2 separate regions of the Homo sapiens genome follow, and region 1 is linked to region 2. Evidence: chromatin loops called from intact Hi-C (ENCODE). Cell type or tissue: body of pancreas. All regions are shown on one strand. Links, peaks and the distances in the headings refer to the core of each region. The heading gives the core; the rest is flanking DNA.

Region 1 (12,566 bases), core at 6,582-11,581, 270 kb before region 2:
TCCCCCACTGGGATTTAGGATTACACTTATTATTTACAGGAGTGCTTGGATAAATAGTAAGCTTAAGGTTATATCGCAGCACTTTTAAATAATCAACTTCAGTTGGAAGAGGAAATTATTCAGCTTCTTTCATCTTGTACTGACAATTAGGTAGCAAACATCATGAATCTATACTGTTTTATGTAATTTGTTAAAAGAAAATAATACCTGATTTGTAAAAAAAAAAAAAATCACTTCATTGCTTTATGTAAGAATAAATATTTACATAGTGATATTTTCAATTAATAATATAAAGAATATGTCATTCTAATTCTCTGTTAACACATTGATGTGTATCTTCTCAGATTTTTTTTAATGCATATGTTATTTCTCTACTAAAAACTAGATAAATGTGATATAGGCTTGTTTTTGTGTTCTGATTTTTTAAGAAAATAGTATAGTGTGAATATACTTACATTTTAATAAATATAAATTTTTTAAAATTAATTAATTAATTTTTTTGAGACGGAGTCTCTGTCACTCAGGCTAGAGTGCAGTGTTGCAATCACGGCTCACTGTAAGCTCCGCCTCCCAGGTTCACACCATTCTCCCTGCCTCAGCCTACCGAGTAGCTGGGACTAGAGGCGCCCGCCACCATGCCCAGCTAATTTTTTTATTTTTAGTAGAGATGGGGTTTCACCGTGTTAGCCAGGATGGTCTCCATCTCCTGACCTCGTGATCCACCCACCTTGGCCTCCCAAAGTGCTGAGATTACAGGAGTGAGCCACCGTGCCCGGCCCAATAAATATAAATTCTTAGCTTTTTAATGGTAGATATTCTGTTATAAGGATTTCTCAGGAGATTGATTTAACAAGCCTCATGTTGATTGGCATTTACATTGTTTTCATGTGTTTCACTATTAATCTTCTAGTGGGCCTTTAAAAACATGTATGTTTACATAGTTGTCCAATTAGTCTTCTCAGGATAAATTCCTGCAAGTAGATTCAATGGGTGAGAGGTATACACATTTTAATATCTACTTATAAATTAATCCTAACCAAAGGAGATTTGAATTATGACTCTCTCATGTATAGTAAAAGTTGGGAATTGTGTTTTAAAGGCTTTCCCACAAATTTTGCTAAATAAATTGAAGTTTATTATATATGGATCAACATCTTTTTTTTTTTAATTCAGAGTTTTGGAAGATAGTCTTAATAGTGGAAGATAAAGTAACTAGATTCTCTCTCTCCCTTTCTTCATTGATATTTATGGTTCTCTATTCTGCCTCGCATATAACACTCATAGATGATTTATACAGTGGAATTGTTAGGTTTTACCGAAGATGCTTTTTTAAAAAAATACCACTATTTTTATTCTCCAAGAAAAGAAAATTGACATTTAATCTATGGTGTTGATATTTTGCAATAGTTATCATAAGTCTTATCTTTTTTAAATATTTCAGACCTCATAACGCCATTTTATTATGTACATAACCCTCTGTAAAGTTTGGATAACTATAGCTACTTTTTATATAGGAATCTGTTTTAGTGAACTTAAATTATTTGCTTAAAGTCAAACTATTAAGTGTTGGAATTGTCATTGTCTTTGGAATTGGATACCAACAATTCATGTGTGATTTTTGTAGCTAATTGAAGGTACATCTGTATTGGGGAGTGGAATATTATATTTTTTATCTTGTGTTTTATCTAGCTATTACCTATATTTAATAATGGTTCAAAGAATTTTAGCTTTACACTATATGAAAAATCACATTGCCTTTGCATTTAGATTTTCTTTCGAAATAAGCTTTGGATTATGTTCAAATAAGCTATGGGAGTACATAGGAGGCATCTCTGCTGGCTTTGTGGGTTAGGGAAAGCTTCCCATTGGAGGTGACCTATCAGCTGAGTCTTGAAGGGAAAGCACTGTATTTTTATATACATATACATATGTATATATATATGTATATATATGTATTTTTTTTCCCCCTTAGGTATTTGATTCCAAATGCAGGGGATGCAACTAAAGCCATAAAACAGCAGATCATGAAAGTTTTGGATGCTTTGGAAAGTTAATATAAAAGAAAATTATATAAAAAGAAATTAAGACAACCAAGAGAAACATGGACATATACCTCCTGACTGAATACTAACTGGAGACCTTTCATTTGCTCATGGGGCTGCTTAAATAGCAGGTCTAAGAAAGTGTAAATTATTATAATCAATCTGTGGACAGTAAACTTTTTAAAAATTTTTCTTCTGCATTTTGGTTTTATAAAATGATGTATTATAAAGGTCAGTTATTAAATTACTTTGAAGTAACTGACCCTGTGCCCTTATGGACTAAGTAAGGGTACAGAATGCAGTTCTGTTTTGAAGAGCTGTTTTAAGGGAACATGCATCACTTTCGGGATCAAAAACAACTGTACACATACATATCTGCAGTGTCTTCACTGAAAATTAGAGATAGAATTAGTTGAAGAGACTTCCTTAATTGCTACATTGTTTTACTCACTGAGCAATATCAGAAACTAAAACATAGATTAATAATTCACTCACTGTTTCTATTCTTCTTAAAAAGAGTGAAATCTTTTTAATGGAATGGTTGAAGATTCCTGCCAACTCAAAATACAGTACAGCTAGTAAAATGTTGAAACATCAGTTTCTAAATCACCTTTGCTCCATTAGCTAATTTTTTGGACACTAAATGCTTCAAAGATAAGAAACTTCATCCTAATGATTTCTAAAGAGCAGTTAAAAGCATTAAAATAAGTAGGTAGGCTGTTAAGATTAAAATTAACATTTTGGGGACAGAATTGTGTCTGTAAAAATGTCATTGGTTTTATTACAAGCGGATTATTTTATTCATATTTTAAAACAAATGTTTAAGCCACATTGATTTATCCTCATTGAGGATTATGGTCTGTGACCACAGTAATATCCACTTATATAAATGCCAAATAATCAGAGAGCTTATAAAGTACAATTGTTTTTGTCATCATTTTCTGAATTTCTTTCTCTTCTTTTGGTTTTGTCCTCTCATTGAAGTTCCAGTGGTTTGAAATTAGTTTTGGACACATTGTCTTAATGTACTGAAAATTGCTCTGCTGTATTTTGCAGCGTTCTTCATTTAATTTATAATGGTCCATATTAGACACATTTGGTAAGAGAAGTCCAGGAACACATTTAGGGCCATGGAATAGTATTTTGTAAAATCCATTTGGGAAGTTGCAATACCCACAATCTGACATGTCCTAAAATGTAAGGGATTATCTCTAAGGGGTTGATGGGAGAAATATTTAGATGTACCCTGTTAACAGCCAGTCATTTTGATTTACTTATGGAAATCAAGTGAATAAAAGGCAACATAATTTGGGAAATTTTATTCTAATATCTAATAAAAACAGTTTGAGTGGTTGAAGACATCTGCATGAAATTGCACCTAGGTGCATTACTTGATATAACTCTCCCCTAAAACTGTTGTAATTGCATTTTTTCCCTTTTCTTGGCACCCCTTTAGAAATGTACTGAAGTCTCATTTTTCACCCATTTCAGCCATGGGACATTTTTCATAATATTAATGTAAAGATGTTTGTGTTACTGTTTATAAATTACAATTGTAAATAAATTACTAGTTTGCCCAAAACTTTGTTCTTAAAGACACTGTCTCTCTCTTTCTTTTCCCTATTTGCAAATCTCTTAAGGTCACAAAATTAGAGAATTGAAGGCATGTAGTAAGTTACCTACTACCATGAACTACACAGTTACAGGATTATTTATGACTATTAAATGAAAATACATTTCATTGACTGTTCTAGGCACTTGTGTAGATCATCCTCCCTTCACTGGCCCACTGACCACAGAGCTGGGAATCACTCTGGGGTGGCCACCTCTCATGGGCTCTTGTGATTGCAAAGGTTGCAACTTTAGGAGGTTGTTTTTTGTATTTTCAAGATAAGGAAACCAAGGCTCAAAGAAATTGAGTGAAAAGAGAAAGTATTCCTCTTATCTCCACACTCCTTGGAAATTATTTTTGTCTGTGAAGGTATACAATTATTTCTCCTATATAGGATTGATGCCATTTGCCCACCATTAATAAAACTTGGTCAGTATGATAAATTTGTATTGACATACTCAACCATTTTTGTCACTGGTATGTTTCACACAGGACCTTTAACTCCTTAGCACGATACTCTTACATTAGACTAACCAGCCATAAATTGGCAGTCCTAGTTAAAATTCATAGTTTGATGTGGGGGAACCCCAACTCTATAGGTTGAATGAGTAATGAATGTAATATCTCAGTTTGATCACTAACATCTTGAACTTAACATATTTATTGAAGTATAATTGACATGCCTTAAAGTCCCCCCTTTCAGTAGTTATTGGAATATCCACAGAGTTGTGCAATTCTAGTTCTAGAACATTTCATCACCTCAGAAAAACAGCACAAATCCATACCTGTTAGTAGTCACTCTCCTTTCCCTCTTCCCTCCAGCCCTTACCAAGCACCATCCTACTTTCTGTCTCTGTGGATTCTGGACATTTCATTATAAAAGGAATCATACAATATGTGGTTTTTGCCAGCTTTTTTCACTTAATATACATATTTTGTTTTTCTAATTTTTAAATCACATCTAACTTCAAAACATATATACACATATACTTTTTTTTGGGTAGGGGGCGGGGATGGAGTCTCACTGTGGTGCCCAGGCTGGAGTGGAGTGGTAAGATCTTGGCTCACTGCAACCTCCACCTTCCCTGTTCAAGCAATGCTCCTGCCTCAGCTTCACGAGTAGCTGGTACTACAGGTGTGCGCCACCACACCTGACTAATTTTTGTATTTTTAGCAGAGACAGGGTTTTGCCATGTTGGCCACACTGGTCTCAAACTTGTGACCTCAAGTGATCTGCCTGCCTCAGCCTCCCAAAGTGCTGGGATTACAGGCATGAGCCACCATGCCCAACCTCAAAACATAATATTTTAAAGCTTCATTTGCATTGTAGCATGTATCAGAATTTCATTTTTGTGGCTGAATAGTATTATATAGATATAACTCATTTATTCATCAGATGGTGGACATTTGGGTTGCTTCCACTTTTTGGCTATTATGAATAATGCCCTGTGAACATTTGTGTACAGGTTTTTGTGTTAACATACGTTTTCAGTTCTTTTGGATATTACCTAGGAGTAAGTGGAATTACTGAGTTGTATGTTAATTCCATGTTTAACTTTTCGAGGAACTTCCAAACTATTTTCCACTTTACATCCCCACTGGCAATGTGTGAGTGTTCTGATTTCTCCACTTGCTTGCCAACACTTGTTACTGTGTCTTGTTGATTATAGAGATCCTTAGAGTGGCCACTGGGTACACCCACAAGTTCACTAACAGGGCAAGGAAAAACAGGTTGCCCATTTTTCATATCAGTGGAGTTTGATGGAAAGAGAGGTGCATTTTTGGAGTTGTTGTTATGTGTCAGAGACTTTGGAGAAATTGATTAAGGAAGGATTTTCATTTTCCTGATTGATAAGAAAAGAATTCAGCTATGGTCACTTACCCCTGCTAGAATGTTATGCAGTGTATTATGTGGCATGCAGTGTGTTACATAGTGCTTAACAAAAATATTTTTTATCAAGGACTTTTAAGGATCAAGGACTTAGATCTAAGACCTGAAACTATAAAAATTCTAGAAGATAACACCAGAAAAACCCTTCTAGACACTGGCTTAGGCAAGGATTTCATGACCAAGAACCCAAAAGCAAATGCAATAAAAACAAAGATAAATATTTGGGACAATTAAACTAAAGAGCTTTTTTCACGGCAAAAGGAACAATCAGCAAACAGACAACCCACAGAGTGGGAGAAAATCTTCACAATCTATACATCTGAAAAAGGACTAATATCCAGAATCTACAACAAACTCAAATTAGCAAGAAAAAAATCCCATCAAAAAGTGTGCCCATGGAATACTATGCAGCCATAAAAAAGGATGAGCTCATGTCCATTGTAGGGACATGGATGAAGCTGGAAACCATCATTCTGAGCAAACTGTTGCAAGGAAAGAAAACCAAACACCGCATGTTCTCACTCACAGGTGGGAACTGAACAATTAAAACATTTGGACACAGGGTGGGGAACATCACACACCGGGGCCTGTCGTGGGGTGCAGGGCGGGGGGAGGGATAGCATTAGGAGATATACCTAATGTAATTGACAAGTTAATGGGTGCAGCACACCAACATGGCACATGTATACATATGTAACAAACTTGCACGTTGTGCACATGTACCCTAGAACTCAAAGTATAATTTAAAAAAATTCAGGGCATATAAACAATCAAATTTTGTTCTACCACAAAAAAAAAGTGTGCTAAGGACATGAATAAACAATTCTCAAAAGAAGATATACAAATGGCCAACAAACATATGAAAAAATGCTCAACATCACTAATGATTAGGGAAATGCAAATCAAAACCACAATGTGATACCATCTTACCCCTGCAAGAATGGCCATAATCAAAAAATTAAAAAGAAAAAAAGATATTGGCATGGATGCTGTAAACAGGGAACGCGTCTATGCAGCTGGTGGGAATGTAAAGTAGTACAACCACTGTGGAAAACAGTGTGGAGATTCCTTCAAGAACTAAAAGTAGAACTACCATTTGATCCAGCAGTCCCACTGCTGGGTACCTACCCAGAGGAAAAGAAGTCATTGGTTGGTCACGGTGACTCACACCTGTAATCTCAGCACTTTGGGAGGCCAAGGCAGGTGGATCACCTGAGGTCAGGAGTTCGAGACCAGCCTGGCCAACATGGTGAAACCCCGTCTCTGCTAAAAATGCAAAAATTAGTTGGGCATGGTGGTGGGCACCTGTAATCCCAGCTACTCGGGAGGCTGAGGCAGGAGAATGGCTTGACCCCAGGAGGCGGAGATTGCAGTGAGGTGAGATTGTGCCATTGCACTCCAGTCTGGGTGACAGTGCAAGATTCCATCTCAAAAAAAAAAAAGTCATTGTAAGAAAAAGATAACTTGCACACACATGTTTACAGCAGCACAATTTGCAATTGCAAAAATGTGGAACCAACCCAAATGCCCATCAATCAATGAGTGGATAAAGAAACTGTGAGATATATATATATATATGATATTCAGCCATAAAAAGGAATGAATGAATGGCATTCGCAGCGACCTGGATAATATTGGAGACTATTTTTCTAAGTAAAGTAACTCAGGAATGGAAAACCAAACATCGTATGTTCTCACTCATAAGTAGGAGCTAAGCTATGAGGATGCAAAGGCATAAGAATGAGACAATGGACTGTGGGGACTCGGGGAAAGAGTGGGAAGGGGGTGAAGGATAAAATACTACAAATTGGGTGCAGTATATACTGCTCGGGTGATGGGTGTACCCAAATTTCACAAATCACCACTAAAGAACTTACTCAGGTTACCAAACACTACCTGTTCCCCAATAACCTATGGAAATAAAACAACTAAAATAAATAAATAAAATGAAAAAAATAGACCCCCACAAATAATGGGCAGTTGTTTTGAGCAAAGTTTCAAAGGCAATTCAATAGAGAAAGGATAGTCTTTTCAACATACACTGTTGGAACAACTAGATACCCATATACAAAGAAATTAATCTCAACCTATATACCTCAAACCTTATACAAAAATTAACTCAATGCATCATACAGCTAAATGTGCAATGTAAACCTATAAAACTAATAGAAAACAGGAGAAAATTTTCATGATCTTGGGTTAGGCCATAGTTCTTAGACATATGAAAAGCACAATCCATAAGAATGAATCATGTCTATTATCCCAGCACTTTGGGAGGCCGAGACGGGCAGATCACGAGGTCAGGAGTTTGAGACCAGCCTGGCCTGCAAGGTGAAACCCCCTCTCTACTAAAAATACAAAAATTAGTCGGGCTTGGTGGCGTGCGCCTGTAATCCCAGCTACTTGGGAGGCTGAGATAAGAGAATCACTTGACTCTGGGAGGCAGAGGTTGCAGTGAGCCGAGATCACCACTGCACTCCGGCCTGGGTGACAGAGAGAGACTCCATCTCAAAAAAAAAAAAAAAAAAATCTTAAATTTAAAAATTTTGCTCTGCAAAAGACACTTAATAGAAGGGAAAGACAAGCTACATACTGGGGAAAAATACTGTACTTGCAAAACATACCAACAAAGGATTTGTGTTCAGAATATATAAAGATTTTCACTACAACAATAAGAAAACAAAACAATGGGGAAAAGAAGCAATTCTTCAGAGAAAGATGGGTGGCAAATAGGCATGTGAAAAGATCATCATTAGCTGTTGGGGAAATGTAAATCAAAACCACACCAGTTAGAATGGCTAAAATTAAAAACAAAAAATGACAATACCAAGTGCTGGTGAGGATATGGAATAACTAGAACATTCATACATTGCTGGTGGGTGTACAAAATGGTACAGACACTCTAGACAACAGTTTGGCCATTTCTTGTAAATAAACATATGTTTACTATACAACCCGGCAATCCCTCTCCTAGGTATTTACCCTAGGGAAATGAAAACTTAACATCCACACAAAAGAGTTCATGGTTATAACTGCTATACTGTGCCACCTCTTTGCTGTTTGCTGTCCTGGAAACAGCAGGCGAGAGCTAGTGGCCTTCTCAGTGTTTGCTTTTCTCTTCAGGTTGCCAGCTTTACTCAGTTACCTGTCTAACCCACGTGGGTATATTAAATTGGTCTCCCAACGTTAAGTAACTTGTCCAAAGTTACATGGTGTGTCAGCAAAGTTTTGAACTCAGGTCTCCTGATTTGCAGAGAACTGCATCAGAAATTTAAAAATTCTGTGTATCTATGCATTTATGTGTATATTTAGATGCATACACACTCTTTGACTCCTCCCTGTACACAGTTCTAACCCAATATGATAATTCCCAAGTTTGATCCTTTGCTTTCTGTAGTATACTCTTTCCTTCTCCGATTGCATCTACTCATAGATTTCTTCTCTTATTCTTTGCAAATGACTGCAATTCTGATTTTCAGCCCCTAATTTCTGACTGCTGTAAGTCACTTGCGTATTGTGGTGTTACGAGGTATACACACACATACATACACACATTTTCAAGCACGGTCCCTGACTCCCATAGCCTTGTTAAGTCTTTTGTTATAATGCCAGTTGTGTTAGGCCTCAGGGGCAGGCCTCAGGAAACAGAATCTCTCTGGCCTCTCCTGCTCTCCTTTCACCTGCCCCAAGGCAGAACTCTAATCTTGCTGATTGTGGGTCTTAAATACCTCCTGAGAGCTCCTGCCCCATCCCTTGGAGGAAGGAATGCTGATAACATAAAGTTCCCATAAAGGCCAATAGAACTGGGTTTGGAGAGCTTCTAGATAGCTGACCACGTTCGTGGAGGTTCTGGAGGGCATGGAAGCTTTGTGCCCCTCCTCCCATACTTTGCCCTACACATCTCTTCCTTGTAGCCTTTGCAACATCCTTTATAATAAACCAGGAAACATGTTTCCATGAGTTCTGTGAGCTGCTCCAGCAAGTTATTCAAACCCAAAGATGGGATCATGGCAACCCCAACTTGAAAGTGGTTGGTCAGAAGTTCTGGAGTCCAAGACATATGACTGGTGCCGGTGTGTCTTCCTCAGGTAGACAGTGTTGGAATTGAATAGGAGGATACCCAGCTGGTGTCCGCTGCTTGGTGGTAGGGAGGAACCCCCTCACATTTGGTCCCAGAATTCTTCTGTGATGATGATTGTTGTGGTGGTGATGTAAGAGCAGAGGAAAAACACGGAGAGTTTTCCTGGAACACATATCCACCTCTCCCCCAAAAACTGAGCTCACGTTCCCCTAGACTCACCTCATACTATGAAGCGGCAGCTGGAGGAATGCTGATGGAAAGGAGAGACCAGTTAGGAAGTGCCTGTAGCAGTCTCCCCAAGGTGAGGAAGGCCTACCTGTGGACGGTGGTGGTGGGAACTGAAAGGAGGAATCAGGGACATTTCCTGAGAGTAAGAAGAGCCCTGTCCCTTACCAGAGGTGGGGAATGAAAGACTCGAAAGTCACTGAAGTGACTTAGGTTTTCTTGGAGGGCTGGAAAGCAGGGAGAATTAGAAAACTGGGCATAAATTGTGGTGCCTGTAAGTGCTGGGTGGAGAAGCTCTTTTGGAGGTGATACATTTAGTTTCACATAGTTGAGTTGGAACTGATGTTGAGACATGTAAATAGAGATGGCGGCAGCCGGAGATGTTGAAATAGGTCCTCTGGAGTAAAAATAAAAATCTGACTAGTAACAGCCTGGAAATGGTCATTAAGCCTGTGAGACATGGGTAGAAATGAGAATAGAGACTGAAAAGGCACACCAGATTTTTAGCTGGGCTTTCAAGATCCATTTGGCCTGGTAGTTTTGTTTTTTGGCCTATTTTCATACGTCAGATGAACAGGAACATGGAAACGAAGGCAGAGCTGCTGCAGAGAAGGGACAGTGAGGGGAGTGGTGGTGGGGAGGGCTGCACAAACTTCACCCTTCAGCCAGATTCTTCTTCCTTTGCCTCTAAATCCTTTCACATACAGGTGAGGAAAAGGTCCTGAGGGTGAGGTGATTTGCCCTAGGTATTAACATCTAATCAGTGTCAGAGCCAGAACCAGAACCCAGTGACTAGCTTTTCCATTGTGCCCAGAAAGTTCTAAAGAAAGGTTTAAAAAGCGCACTTTCATTTAGCTTTTCCTTTTCTAGGAACACCCCTAGTGCCCAAGTCAGCAGTTTCCCTGCATGTGACAGAGGGACACAGTACCCATAGGCTTTTGGTCTTGATGGCCTTCTCCTGGTCCTGCTTCTCTCTCTCTCTTTTTTTTTTTAATGGAGTCTGGCTCTGTCACCCAGGCTGGTGTGCAGTGGCACAATCTCGGCTCACCGCAACATTCGCCTCCCAGGTTCAAGTGATTCTGCTGTCTCAGCCTCCTGAGTAGCTGGGATTACAGGTGTGTGCCACCACGCCCAGCTAATTTTTGCATTTTTAGTAGAGACGGGGTTTCACCATGCTGGTCAGGCTGGTCTCGAGCTCCTGACCTCTTGATCCACCTGCCTCCACCTCCTGAAGTGCTGGGATTATGTTAATTATTAAATCTAGGAGGAGGACACAGCTGTTCCTCCACCAGGCAGTGGCGCCCGGCCTGGTCCTTCTCCTCTAATGGCTCCTTCCCAGGCTCCACAGGCCCTTCTTCTTTTGCGTGTGCCTTTCATACTCCGCTTGTGTGTTCTCATCCAAATTCAGAGCTTCCTCTTAGTTAAAACTGCTGGTGACTCCCAAGTCAATTTCCAGCCCAGACATCTTCTGAGCTTGAGGCTTTGGTCCGGTTGCCTACTGGGCATCTCCACCTGGATGCCATGGCTCATGCCTATAAGGCCAGCACTTTTTGAAGCCAAAGTGGGAGGATCACTTGAGCCTAGGAGTTTGAGACCAGCCTGGGCAACACTGTAAGAATCCACTTCTAAAAAAATGAAATAATTTGCATTTTGAACAAGCACTTCAAATAACATTTCCAGCCAGGTTTAGGACCACTATTAGTTACAATGTTAGTCCAATAAATTTGGAAATCTAGATGAATTTTTTTAACAGGTTGTAAGTGACCACAGGTTGACCCTGAAACCTCATAGGTTAATAAGCATAGCAGAAATGAAAAGGTTTTTAAAGATCTTCCTGCTACAAAGCCAAGTCCAGATAGTCTCTTAAGCTGCAGAAAGACCATAACTGCTATGTATTTCCCCCCAATTTTTTTTTATGAAAGCTTAAAATTTTAAACTTCTACAAAGTTTTAATCTAGTACCATGAACAGCTGTGTCCTCCTCCTAGATTTAATAATTAACATTTTGCCATATTTGCTTTATCTTATGTGTTTTCTTTTTGCTGACGATTTTCAAGTCAAACATTCTGATGGTTCATCCCTAATACTTCCTCATTTTCTAAGAGTAAAGAATTGTCACAAGCACAACACTATAGCACACAAAATAATTCAGAAAAGCATCAAATATCTCGTTCATATTTAAATCTCCCTAGTTGCCCCCAAAATGTTTTTATAGTGTTCTTTTACAAACCAAGATCTGTTTCAGTATAAACTATTCTGGGGCATTCCAAAAGGTGGTTAAGTTTTGGATTTTTGTTCCACAAGTCTGACAAGGCACAAAAACACAAAACACGAAAATTAAAAAGCAATCTAATAAATAAAAATGCAAAAATCATAGTCTATAGGCTGGGCGCAGCAGCTCACGCCTATAATTCCAGCACTTTGGGAGGCTAAGGCAGTAGGGTCTTGAGCTCAGGAGTTTGAGACCAGCCTGGGCAAAATAGCAAGGCCCCACCTCTATTAAAAGTAAAAAACTTAAAAAAAAAAAAAAAAGAAAGAAAGAAAGAAAAAGAAAAAAGGAAAAGAAATAGCTAGGTGTGGTGGTGTGTGCCTGTAGTCCCAGCTACTTGGGAGGCTGAGGACGGAGGATCGCTTGAGCCGGGAGGTTGAGGCTGCAATGGGCTGAGACTGCTGCACTGCACTCCTGACTGGATGACAGAGTGAGACCCTGTCTAAA
Region 2 (12,566 bases), core at 2,973-7,972:
TTGTTTCTCTAGTTCCTAGAGGTGTGACCTTAGAATGTCAGTTTGTGCTGTTTCAGTCTTTTTGATGTAGGTGTTTAGGGCTATGAACTTTCCTCTTAGCATGGTCTTTGCTATATCCCAGAGGTTTTGATAGGTTGTGTCATTATTGTCGTTCAGTTGGAATAATTTTTAATTTCCATCTTGATTTTGTTTTTGACCCAATGATCATCAGGAGCAGCTTATTTAATTTCCATGTATTTGCATGGTTTTGAAGGTTCCTTTTGGAGTTGATTTCCAGTTTTATTGCACTGGGATCTGAGAGAGTGCTTGATTTAATTTCAATTTTCTTAAATTTATTGAGATTCATTTTGTGGCCTATCTTATGGTTTATCTTGGAGAAAGTTCCATGCACTGTTGAATAGAATGTGTATTCTGCAGTTGTTGGATGAAATGTTCTGTATATATCTGTGAAGTCCATTTGTTCCAAGGTATAGTTTAAATCCATTGTTTCTTTGTTGACTTTTTGTCTTGATGACCTGTCCAGTGCTGTCAGTGGAGTATTGAAGTCCTCCACTATTATTGTGTTGCTGTCTGTCTCATTTCCTAGGTCTATTAGTAGTTGTTTTATGAATTTGGGAGTTCCAGTGTTAGGTGCAAATATGTTTAGGATTGTGATATTTTCCTTTTGGACAAGGCCTTTTACCGTTATATAATGTCCCTCTTTGTCTGTTTTAACTGCTGTGCTTTAAAGTTTGTTTTGTCTGATATAATAGATACCCCTGCTCACTTTTGGTGTCCATTTGCATGAAATGCCCTTTCCCACCCCTTTACTTTAAGTTTATCTGAGTCCTTATATGTTAGGTGAGTTTTCTGAAGGCAGCAGGTGGTTGGTTGGTGAGTTCTTATCCATTCTGCAGTTCTGTATCTTTTAAGTGGAGCATTTAGGCCATTCACATTCAGTGTTAGTATTGAGGTGTGAGGTACCATTGCATTAATGATGCCATTGTTGCCTGTGTACCTTGGTTTTTTGTTTTTGCTTTTAAAATTGTGTTTTTGCTTTATACGTCCTGTGTGATTTATGCTTTAAAGAGGTTCTGTTTTGATGTGTTTCCAGGATTTGTTTCAAGATTTAGAGCTCCTTTTAGCAGTTCTTGTAGTGGTGGTTTGGTAGTGGCAAATTCTCTAGGCATTTGTTTATCTGAAAAAGGCTGTGTTTTTTCTTCATATATGATGCTTAGTTTTGCTGGATATGAAATTCTTGGCTGATAATTGTTTTGTTTGTGGAGGGTGAAGATAGGGCCCTTCTAGATTGTAGGGTTTCTACCGAGAAATCTGCTGTTAATCTGACAGGTTTTCCTTTATAGTTTACCTGGTGTTTCTGTCTCACAGCTCTTAAGATTCTTTCCTTCGTCTTAACTTTAGATAACCTGATGACAATGTGCCTAGGCGATGATCTTTTTGCAATGAATTTCCCATGTGTTCTTTGTACTTCTTATATTTGGATGTCTAGGTCTCCAGCAAGGTCAGGGAAGTTTTCCTCGATTATTCCCCCAAATATATTTTCCAAACTTTTAGATTTCTCTTCTTCCTCAGGAACACTGATTTTTCTTAGGTTTGGTCGTTTAACATAATCCCAGTCTTCTTGGAGTCTTTTTTTGTATTTTCTTATTCTTTTTTCTTTGTCTTTGTTAGACTGGGTAATTTGAAGACCTGAATTTCTTTCTTCTACTTGTTCAGTTGCATTGCTGAGACTTTCCAGAGCATTTTGCATTTCTCTAAGTGTGTCCAACGTTTCCTGAAGTTTTTCTTTATGCTATCTATTTCCTTGAATATTTCTCCCTTCACTTCTTGTACCTTGTTTTTGGATTTCCTTCATTGGGCTTTTCCTTTCTCTGGTACCTCCCTAATTAGCTTAATAACTAACCTCTTGAATTCTTTCTCAGATAAATCAGGGATTTCTTCTTGGTTTGGACCCATTGTTGGTGAGCTAGTGTGATTTTTGGGGGATATTAAAGAGATTTGTTTTGTCATATTACCAGAGTTAGTTTTCTGGTTCCTTCTCATTTGGGTAGGCTCTGTCAGGGGGAAGGTCTAGGGCTGAAGGCTGTTCAGATTCTTTTGTCCCATGGGGTGTTCCCTTGATGTAGTACTCTCCCCCTTTTCCTACGGATGTGGCTTCCTGTGAGCAGAGCTGTAGTGATTGTTATCTCTCTTCTGAGTCTAGCCACCCAGCAAGTCTACCCAGCTCCAGGTTGGTACTGGGGGTTGTCTGCACAGAGTCCTGTGATGTGAACCATCTATGGGTCACTCAGCCATGGATACCCGCCCCTGTTCTGGTGGAAGTGGCAGGGGAATGAAATGGACTCTGTCAGCGTTCTTGGCTTTGGTGGTTTAATGCTCTATTTTGTGGTGGTTGGCCTCCTGCCAGCACGTGGTGCTTTCCAGAGAGCATAAGCTATGGTAGTATGGAGAGGAACTGGTGGTGGGCGGGGCCTTGTAACTCCCCAGAGTATATGCCCTTTGTCTTCAGCTACCAGGGTGTGCAGGGAAGGCCCATCAGGTTGGGGCAGGGCCAGGCATGTCTGAGCTCAGACTCTCCTTGGGCATATCTTGCTTCAGCTGCTGTGGGGAATGGGGGTGAGCTTCCCAGGTCACTGGAGTTGCGTACCTAAGAGGATTATCACTACCTCTGTTGAGTCATGCAGGTTGTCAGGGAAGTGGGGAAAGCTGGCAATCACAGGCCTCACCCAGCTCCCACGCAATCTGAAGGGCGGTCTCACTTCCACCATGAACCCCCACAAACAGCCCCGAGTCTGTGTCCAGGCAGTGGGCAAGCAGGGCTTGAGAACTTGCCCCAGGCTACCTGCCTCCCAGCTTGGAAAGAAAAGGACTTTGGTTCTTCCCCTGCTTGTGGAGTCTGCATGCCGGATTCTTGTTCTGCCCCGAGTTCTGGCCAGGAGGCTTCTTGCCTGGTTCAAATTGTTACAAAGTTTAGCTAAAGATTTCCTTCTGTTTGTGGCATTTCCCCCCACACCTCTGGCTGCCCTCTTGAAGGATCCCTGTGGTGCCAGGCAAGAGTGGCCTACTTGGGGACCCGGGAAGCTCCCAGGGCCTTTCCCGCTGCTTGCTCTACCCCTGTATTTTGCTTGGCTCTCTAAATTGACTCAGCTTCAGGCAAGGTCAGAAACTTCTCCTGCAAACTAGACCCTTATTTTCCCCAGTGGGGGTATGTGTTCGGGAGCAGTGAATCTTCTTTTCCCACTTCGGCAGTTGGGGCACTCACAGCATTTGGGGGTCTCCTGGGTCCTGCAGGAGTAGTCTGCTTCCTTCAGAGGGTCTGTGGGTCCTCTTGGGATTCCTGGTTTGTTCTTGCAGTCGTTCTGCAGCTAAAATTCACAATACAAGCCTCTGCACACTGCTCTGTCTGTACAAGTCAGAGCTGTAAGCTAGTCCTGTCTCCTGTCCGCCATGATGATCAGAAACTCCCACCCTTTTACTTCTTAATAGTACTATGGCCTGTAAGATGCAGTGGAGGCGAGGTCTGCAGTTGCTTCTTAGCGACTGGATTATGCTCCTTTCTTGGGGGAGTGCATGTGGAGCCTGACTTCCTCTGCTGCCCCAGCTACAGCTGTTAATTGATTTCATTCTTTTTTTATGGCCCAATAGTATTCCATTGTGCATATCTACCACATTTTCTTCATCCATTCATCTGTTGATGGACAGTTAGGTTGATTCCATATCATGGCTATCATGAATAGTGCTGCAATAATCATGGGTGATTTCTCTGACCAAGAGAATATGGTAGAAGTGACACTGAACAAGTTCTGGTTGTAGAATGTAATGCCCAACCTTGTTTTTACTAACGCTGTTTTTAGACTCTCCCTTTCCTTTAATCACCTAGCCTTGTTTCCACCTGAATTGACTCTCCTTTAGCTAAGAGAGCCAGACAGACTCCATCTTGGCTCTTTCACTCGCAGCCCCTTCCTCAAGGACTTAACTTGTGCAAGCTGACTCCCAGCACATCCAAGAATGCAATTAACTGATAAGATACTGTGGCAAGCTATATCCGCAGTTCCCAGGAATTCGTCCGATTGATAATGCCCCAAGCCCCGCGTCTATCATCTTGTAATAGTCTTAAAGCTCCTGCACCTGGAACTGTTTACCTTCCTGTAACCATTTATCCTTTTAACTTTTTTGCCTACTTTACTTCTGTAAAATTGTTTTAACTAGACCGCTCCTCCCCTTTCTAAACCAAAGTATAAAAGAAAATCTAGCCCCTTCTTCGGGGCCAAGAGAACTTTGAGCATTAGCCGTCTCTTGGCCGCCGGCTAAATAAACGGACTCTTAATTCATCTCAAATTGTGGTGTTTTCTCTAACTCGCTCAGGTACAACAGACTGCCAGAGGTCTTATTTTCCACTGTTGCTGTCTTAGAATTCAACTGCTATGTGAAGAAGCAAGGTTATTCTGTTGAGGAGGCTTCAGGAAGAAAGAGGCCCTAGCGGAGAAAAGACTATGAGGTAAAGAAAGGTCCAGCTGACTTAGCCTTTCTAATCAACTAGCTAAGACCCAGACAGGTGAGAAAGGCCAACTTGGATTCTCCAGCTCCAGCTGAGCTTCCAGATGACTCAGCTAAATAAACATGAGGAACAAAGCTATCTCTGCAGAGTCCTGCCCAAATTGCATGGTCATAAGCAAATGAATGGTGATTGTATCTTAAATCCCTAAGTTTTGAGGTGACCTGTTGCGTAGCAATAAATAACTTACACTGATCATTTCATTAAATAATTATACTTTACTAAATGGAAAGAATTAGGATCCAGAATATTATCTTGTCAACATGTAAAGGATAGTGCTGTTTCACACAGGACATTGCAAATTTCAACCCATCTTGCTCAGATCAGCTTATGACTTCCTACTACTATTTTTAGGACTAGTGTTTATACGGGACTATTTCTCAGATGATTCTCTTGCTTAGTTACTACAAATTTGGGGTTTGCCTTTCACTTGAATTGGGCTTTCTAGAACGAAAAGAAGAAAATCAAACTATTTCCTACACTGTGCCTCTCAACTTAACCATGACTGTTTCTCTGCTCTTTTAATCTTTACTATACACCTCTGCCAACCAGCTCAGACTTTGGAGATGGAAAATGGAAGAAATAAAAGAGAAAGCGAAAAAGAAAGATAAAGGAAACGAATCTGCAGAGATAAACAGAGGAACTGATGTTCTCTAGAGCAAAATGAAGAAGTAAATTTGAAACTAAAAAAGACTTTCGGGAGTTCCTTTTCTTTCATCTTCTAGAGCACAGAGAGCTTCATTCAGGGTTACATGAATCAGAGTCCAGCATCTCCCATGGGCACATATTTTAGTTTCATGGACAATAAACTTCCACTAGTGTTAAATGAGTTACTTTCCACAAAATGATGCCTCCAGGAACCAATCAGCCCCGAAGATCCTATCTGGAACACCTGGCTCTGGGGAGAGTAGGAAGTTCCTAAGAACAAAGGGCTATAGAGAAAAGAAGATGCAAAGAAAGGTGCATGAGCCGGTGACTTCCTTTTGGCCTGGAAAAGCTTTTTGGATCCCTTTCTCCCTGCCCTCCCTTAACCACTAGGTGGAAACGGAGGGTGCTTTATTGTACAGATGTACTAAAGGATGAGTTTAAGGTTTCTCTGTTATTAGTAGCTCAGAGCTTCCAACAGTGAAGCAGCAGCAAAGGGCACTGGTGGTTTCCCAAGTGGAGACGCTCAGAGGCTCCGTCCTGAGATGGGGAAGTTGGGATTAGCCTTCATCAATGCTGCAGGAGGTATGATAAGCAGGTTTCTATGTTCTTAACTTTCCAGTGGGGTCACAGTGCAGGTTGTAGGGAAATAAAGGGGATTTCCGAGCCTCTTGACCCTTCCAGGTACAAGCTCATTAAAAACCTGCTAAAAAGAATAAGTGAATAAAATGAAACAAAAAAGAGTGGTTGTACAGACAACAGAAATATAGGCTCTTGATGAATTTTAGCAGGCTTTTCTGAAAATCTGGCTATCTTTAAGGCCATGAGTATTCCCATAAAGTAACAAATAAATGACCTATTAAACAAAATGCCATTTAATCTCTTACCATTTGCTACTTTGCTATAAACTTGATTCACTTCTTTTGGGAGAATTACCCCAGAGTAGTGGTTACCAAACTTCAGCAGACATCAACTCACTTGGAGGACTTGTTAAAACGCAGATTGCTGGGTGCCACCCCAGGATTTCAGATTCATTAGTTTTCTTATTTTGTTTAATGGATTATAATCTGTTATATGTATTATTTACTATTTTTAGGACTTACGTATAACATAATAAAATAATGTTATTTATTATAAACACTTATTATTTATAATAATGTTTATTTTTAAGCATTATTTATTTTGATGCTGAAATTGTCCACCATTTGATAATGGGGAGTCTTTTCAAGCTGGATTCTGTGTGTCCATTTGATATACACTCATTGTATCTTGCTTTCTGCACAAGATATTCCTGGCTCACCTATGACTTTCTCTGCTGCAGTCCTGGAATTAGCCATTTTCCAAGGAGCCATGTTACTCTTAGTGGAAACTTGTATTTACAAATCAAGTTCTGGGTTTTGGGTGTGCTCATTGTTAACAGGGTATCACTGCTTCCAGGCCAGAGCTAGAGAATAGGTGTATGTAAATATGTGATATATATAAAAAATATGTACAAATGTTCATGTGTGTTTATATAAACACACTTTTGTGTCTACATTTATTTATTGTTTATATATAATATATATTATTAGATATATTTAAAATATATAAAATATTCTCTTTCTCTTTGTATGTGTGTGTATATATATGTATATACATATACATATATGTATATGTATATACACGTGTATGTATATATGAGAATACATATATATATATTATGATTCATGTGGTACATTCAGTTCCAACGCAACACTATAGGTTTTTATGCTAAAGGCACAATAAAAATTATTTACTTCAAGTATTGGCAAAAGAAATAATATCACATCCCTTCCTTTGAAATACTTGAATTTGTTGTATTCGTCGTAACAGTTTTCCTCCTTTGCATGAGAAGTTCCTGACTTCATTCATGCATTTGTCTGACAGCCCTCTTTCCTGGAGGTATTGCTTCCTTCAGAATTAACGGCACGTAGCTTTTCTTTCTCTTTATTTCTGATGACCTGTTTTGAAATTCTCATGGAACTCCCATTATCTCCCCTTCCATGTTTGTAATGTCCTTCCCCTTCTCATCTATACAGGTGGGCAATGCAGCATGGGAAGTCAGAGCCAGAGCTCTGAAGGAGAAATTTGGCTCCCGGCATCCTCCTGTGCTTGCCTGTTTGATCCGTCATCCTCTTTGTAGCCAGTCTCTGAGCTCCACTAGCTCCACTACCACTGCCCATCCATGCGGGGACCCCCTTGGTTCTGTGTCTGGGCTCTGACTCCCTGTTTCAGGCGGCCACTCCGTGTGGACACCCTCCCCACTCAGCTCCGGCTCGGGCTTCCTGCACTGCATTGCTGGCCTGCCTAGATGCCCTCCTGACTGCTCTTGGTCCCTGAAGGCCACCCTCCTCTCCCTGCTCTGGCTTTGATTTTCTACCCAGGGTGCTCTCCTGCCCTGCTTGGTTGGGCTCTGTCTCTCCGTGACAGGTCACCCTCCCCTCCCCCCACCCTCATCCTATTGATGCCTTCTTTATCCTGCCTGGGCTCTGGCATCTCATGCTAGGTCTCCCTCTTATCAATGCTTGCCTGCCTGCCTGCCTGCCTGCCTGCCTGCCTTCCTTCCTTCCTTCTTTCCTTCCTTCCTTCCTTCCTTCCTTCCTTCCTTCCTTTCTTTCCTTCCTTCCTTCTTTCTCTCTCTCTCTCTCTCTCTCTCTTTCTTTCTTTCTTTCTTTCTTTCTTTCTTTCTTTCTTTCTTTCTTTCTTTCTTTCTTTCTTTCTTTCTTTTTTGAGACGGACTCTCTGTCTGTCGCCAGGCTGGAGTGTAATGGCGCCATCTCGGCTCACTGCAACCTCCGCCTCCTGGATTTAAGCAATTCTCCTGCCTCAGCCTCCCGAGTAGCTGGGATTACAGGCATGCGCCACCACACCCAGCTAATTTTTGTATTTTTAGTAGAGATGGGGTTTCGCCATGTTGGCCAGGGTGGTCTTGAACTCCTGACCTCAGGTGATCCGCCCACCTTGGCCTCCCAAAGTGCTGGGATTACAGGTGTGAGCCACTGGCCCTGGCCTATCAATGCTTTCTTTACCGCACTGGGGCTCTGACACCTACTCTGGGCCACTGCCCCACTCTACCCCTACCACAGACACCTGCCTTGTTCTTCCTCAGCTAATGACTTTAGAACTGAAATGTTCAGGAAGGGAAGGCCTCAACTGGATTGTTTAAAATATAAAGAAATGGAAGCCCCACGGTTTGCCCAGAGTCACACAGCAAATTAGTGGCAGCATCGGTACAAATCCAGTTCTCCCTGAGTGTAAGTTGGGTGAAGACACGGATCTTGTCTTTTGTTCACTACTTTATCCCCAGTGCCTAGCACAATGTCTGCATTGAGTAGAATGAAAGAATAAATGAATTATTTCCTGTTTAACTCTTTTCCTTTTCTTCTTTGTCATCTTGGTATGTGTGTATTGTATGTATGTGTAAATACTGGTGACCCTTTACACATTTGTCTCTTATCAGTAGTAATTAATGCCCTTACATAAATGTCAACATCTTAATTTCTGTGCCTAGGAATTTCTTCAATTCCATGAATTTCTGGAGTTTCTAGCTGGATAGATGGCAAGCCTTATAAACCTTGTCATGTGGCTAAGGACATGGAAGCCCTATAAAGCAGCAGTCATTACAGCATCCCAGGACTCCAGGACTTCCACCAACTGTGGAAGAGAGGATGTGTGATCACCATCAAAATTAGTTTTCTAGTCATTAGACTATAATCCCTTCAAAAGATTCAGAACCCTACAAGAGAAAAACACCATCACCAGATGGCAAACTTGAGACCCAGGATCCCTTCCTTCAGTCACACTGTTCAACTAAGACCATTCTGCAGATGACCACACAGGGCAGTGTTTCTAAAGCATGTGTTGAAGAACCCTGTCTCTGAGAGATCCTTCTTGAGAAGAGGATTCTGAGTTCAAATAACATTGAGAACATACTTGCATACATGTCTTCTCTAGCAGTTCACAATGGACATGAACATTGTGAATGCTCTAAGAAATGCTAGAGTGGAGAAAACTGTTTAACTTTGTGTTACCTGGCTTCATCCAAAGGTACTTAACCATAAAGCTCCTGTGTAGAATAATACCAGTTTCAGTCTCATTTCCTCATTCATGCAAAGGGCAAACACATTATGTTACCTGGGGCTTTTACACAGAGTGAATGAGATAAACATGTGTAAAGTATAAAGCACCATCCTTGGTATACACTACACATATGATAGGTGTTAATTCCTTTTCTTAGATTTATTTATTATTTATTGAAAACCATTGTTTTATTATTGAAAAAGTTATATATATTTATTTATAATAATAGAAAGAATACACAAGGCTAAAACTTCAAACTATAAAAGGGATATAAAATTTTAAAACTCTCTCCTACCTCAGATTCCTCAGATTCCCAAGAGGAACTTTTTCATGTACCTTTCCAGACATTTTCTGTGCATGTGTATGCAGACATATCAGAAACAGATTTTTAAAGATCTATTCCCAGTAAATGAGGTAATGGGTTTGCATTCATTTGTGTTGTACTTCTGCAGCAGTACTTCTAAGTTCTTCCATTTTGTGCTACCTCAATTTGTTTTTCTGAAATTCTTGGGAGGGGTAAAGTTAGGGCCTTATGTTTATAGCAAAACATTTATAAAGTGAATGTCACAGAGAATTGGAAACCCCCATAGTGTTTGGGGGTTAACTAAAGGTCAGTTTAAGTGTAAAGCCTTTTTTGGTAAAGCCTTGCTGAATACTTCCTGAAGGAATTAATGGGCTGGTATGTAGGTAGTAACGGGCTAGTACATAGGTTTCCAATTTATGATGGTTTTTTTCACTTCTGATTTTTCAACTTCACCATGGTGCAAAAGCAATATGCATTCAGTAGAAACCATGTTTGGGGTACCCATACAACCATTCTGTTTTTCACTTTCACTACAGTATTCAATATATCACATGGGATATTCGCCACTTTATTATAAAATAGGCTTTGTGATAGATGATTTTGCCCAATTTTATGCTATTGTATGTGTTTTGGGCACATTTAAGGTAGGCTAGCCTAAGCAAGGATGTTCAGCAGGTTAGGTGTATATTTAATGCGTTTTGACTTAAGATATTTTTTAACTTAAGGTGGATTTATTGGGATGTAATCTTATTGTAAGTCAAGGAGCACCTGCACTCCATAATAATTAAATATGATGATCTTTTATTTTAGCAGTTATGACTTGCCTTATAGGTGGCTATATCTAGGTATCTCACCCCTGAGAAATTATGAGTTCTTTGAGGACCCTGTTCATGTCTTGTACCAATTCAAACACATTAAAGGCATTTAATATGGATTTGATGAAGCAAGGGAGTGTCCAGAGAAGACCAGAGCATCTGTTCTCTCTACCAAAACAAAACTGTGATTGAGGAGGTGAATGTTCATGTATCTGTTCTTCCCTGTAAGGGTAGAGGGTAGGGAAGGAGAACATGGGAGCCTGGGCAGGAGAGGGTCAGAGCTGCATCTATAGAGAGACACCAGTTTGTAGTTACTCTGATGATGTATTAGTTTCCCAGGGCTGCTCTAATAAAGTACCACAAACTGGGTGGCTTAAACAACATAAATTTGTTGTCTTACAGTTTGGGTGGCTAGAAGTCAAGTCAAGGTGTCAGCAGAGCCAGTTCCTTCTGAGGACTCTCTCTTGTAGATGGCCGTCTTCTCTCTCTGTCTCTTCAGATCATCTTTCTGTATTCATGTCTGTGTTCAGATTTCTTCTTCTTATGAGGACACCAGCCATATTGATTAGTGACCACCCTAACAAACTCGTTTTAACTCGATCACCTCTGCAGTAACCACATCTCCATGTGAGGCCTCATTCTGAGGTACCGAAGGTTAGGACTCCAACATATGAATGTTGGAGGGGACACAATTCAGCCCATAGCAGGTGGGTTATCATGCTGGGCTTTAGTGCTTGTCAAGACCCAGCCTGTGCCAGTATGCACACTCACCAACTGCATCTGTCAAAATGTAGGCTCCTTAAAGAAATGCAAGCGCTAAAAACCATGTGTGGTGATTGCCATTTATCCTCTTATTGACAACCTAGTTCATTTCCCCGAGAGAGTGTTTTGTGTGGTCTGAAGCACCTGCCAGTCTATCTCTGCTGTACCCTCCCAAGACAAAAATACAGGAAGCCGAGCCATAGGTGACTACTGGCAACCACTGCCTTTGTGATTTCCTCTTTGGTTTCTTCTATTTTGTTCCCTTCCTTCACTCTGTGGCTTGTCTGGGCATTCACTCTTTGACCCTTGTGGCTAGTCCCTCCCCTTCTTCTTTATTGCCCTGAGTTATCTCCCTATTCCCATAACTCTAATCACTTTTTTCATGTTCTCCTTGAGTGAAGGATGAGGAAATTGAAAGCAGAGTATGCACCTTTTATTAGGAGATTCAAACTGCATCCTACTGGATTAGCCTCAAAAGTCCTAAAATACAAAGACATCCATCTGACAGATCACTGAGGGGAGGACTTGTTTTTCTGTTTTAGAATAGTTTCCGATTAAACTTTTTAGCTCAAGAAGAAAAGAAGCTAGTTATTTCTCACCCAGGAGTGGATTTGTGGTTTGGCTTCACCATGGCTTCCTGCCGTGCCTGGAACCTTAGGGTGCTGGTGGCTGTCGTGTGTGGACTACTGACTGGCATCATTTTGGGACTGGGCATCTGGAGGATTGTGATCAGGATCCAAAGAGGTAATGTTGTCCTGCTATGTTTAACTCAGAGTAAGAGAAGGTATGGGACCTCTGTCCCTGCCACCTGGTGCACAAGTACTGGGAGGTACCTTGTCCAGTCTGAGGCATTCCACCAAGGTGCCATTTATGGGATATAAAAGACCAAGTCAGTTAAGCCTAGCAGATGGTTGAATAGAAATGAATAGGTGTGGGTGTGAGTGGGCAGGGGGAAGAGTGACATAATTGAATTGGCCTCTTTATGCTCTTTTAACTCCAGACTGAATTGGTAGAAGAGTAATAATTAAAACGATTAGTAACACACATTTAGGTCTGTTTGGCTAAATTCAGGAAAGGGTAAATCGTTATGAACAAGGACACACACATGCATCAAACACATACACACACATGCATAACACACATACAATCAAACATACACAGAATGGAATTTCATTTTAAGAGAGAAGTTAAAGAAACTCATCACTAAGGTTTAAGTGAAATGATCTCATGGTTTGCATACAAATTTCCCACTTTCCAGATGTAGGAAACTAATCAAAAATTTAAAAACCATTTTTAAATGACTTTCCTGATTATTCAACGAACATTTGTTAGTCCCCCGCTGTGTGCCAGAGCTGGCCTGGAAAAGGAGGACGTGGGAGGGGAAGTA

What was found. Peaks named below come from ENCODE experiments on the same cell type or tissue, not always from the same donor. Only the 100,000 strongest peaks of a DNase experiment are listed, where the experiment ranks them.
Region 1: a loop joins it to region 2, with 2.5 times the contacts of the local background. A loop is called at or near these places in 63 of 110 quality-filtered maps.

The regions. Positions count from the first base shown.
Region 1 is chr3:100,321,615-100,334,180 of GRCh38, forward strand. It overlaps TBC1D23 (TBC1 domain family member 23), which reads left to right. Exons shown (of 19, transcript NM_001199198.3): 19 at 1,973-3,624. The coding sequence ends at 2,054. Among named protein-coding and RNA genes, the nearest start is that of NIT2, 6.9 kb to the right of the region's middle. RefSeq lists a silencer at 6,588-6,818. In body of pancreas, for the core only: no CTCF peak of the experiment used is centred there; a DNase peak (open chromatin) is centred at 8,627.
Region 2 is chr3:100,598,049-100,610,614 of GRCh38, forward strand. It overlaps ADGRG7 (adhesion G protein-coupled receptor G7), which reads left to right and starts at 11,553. Exons shown (of 16, transcript NM_032787.3): 1 at 11,553-11,923. The coding sequence starts at 11,809. RefSeq lists an enhancer at 5,071-5,340. In body of pancreas, for the core only: a CTCF peak has its summit at 5,594 (motif pointing right); no DNase peak of the experiment used is centred there.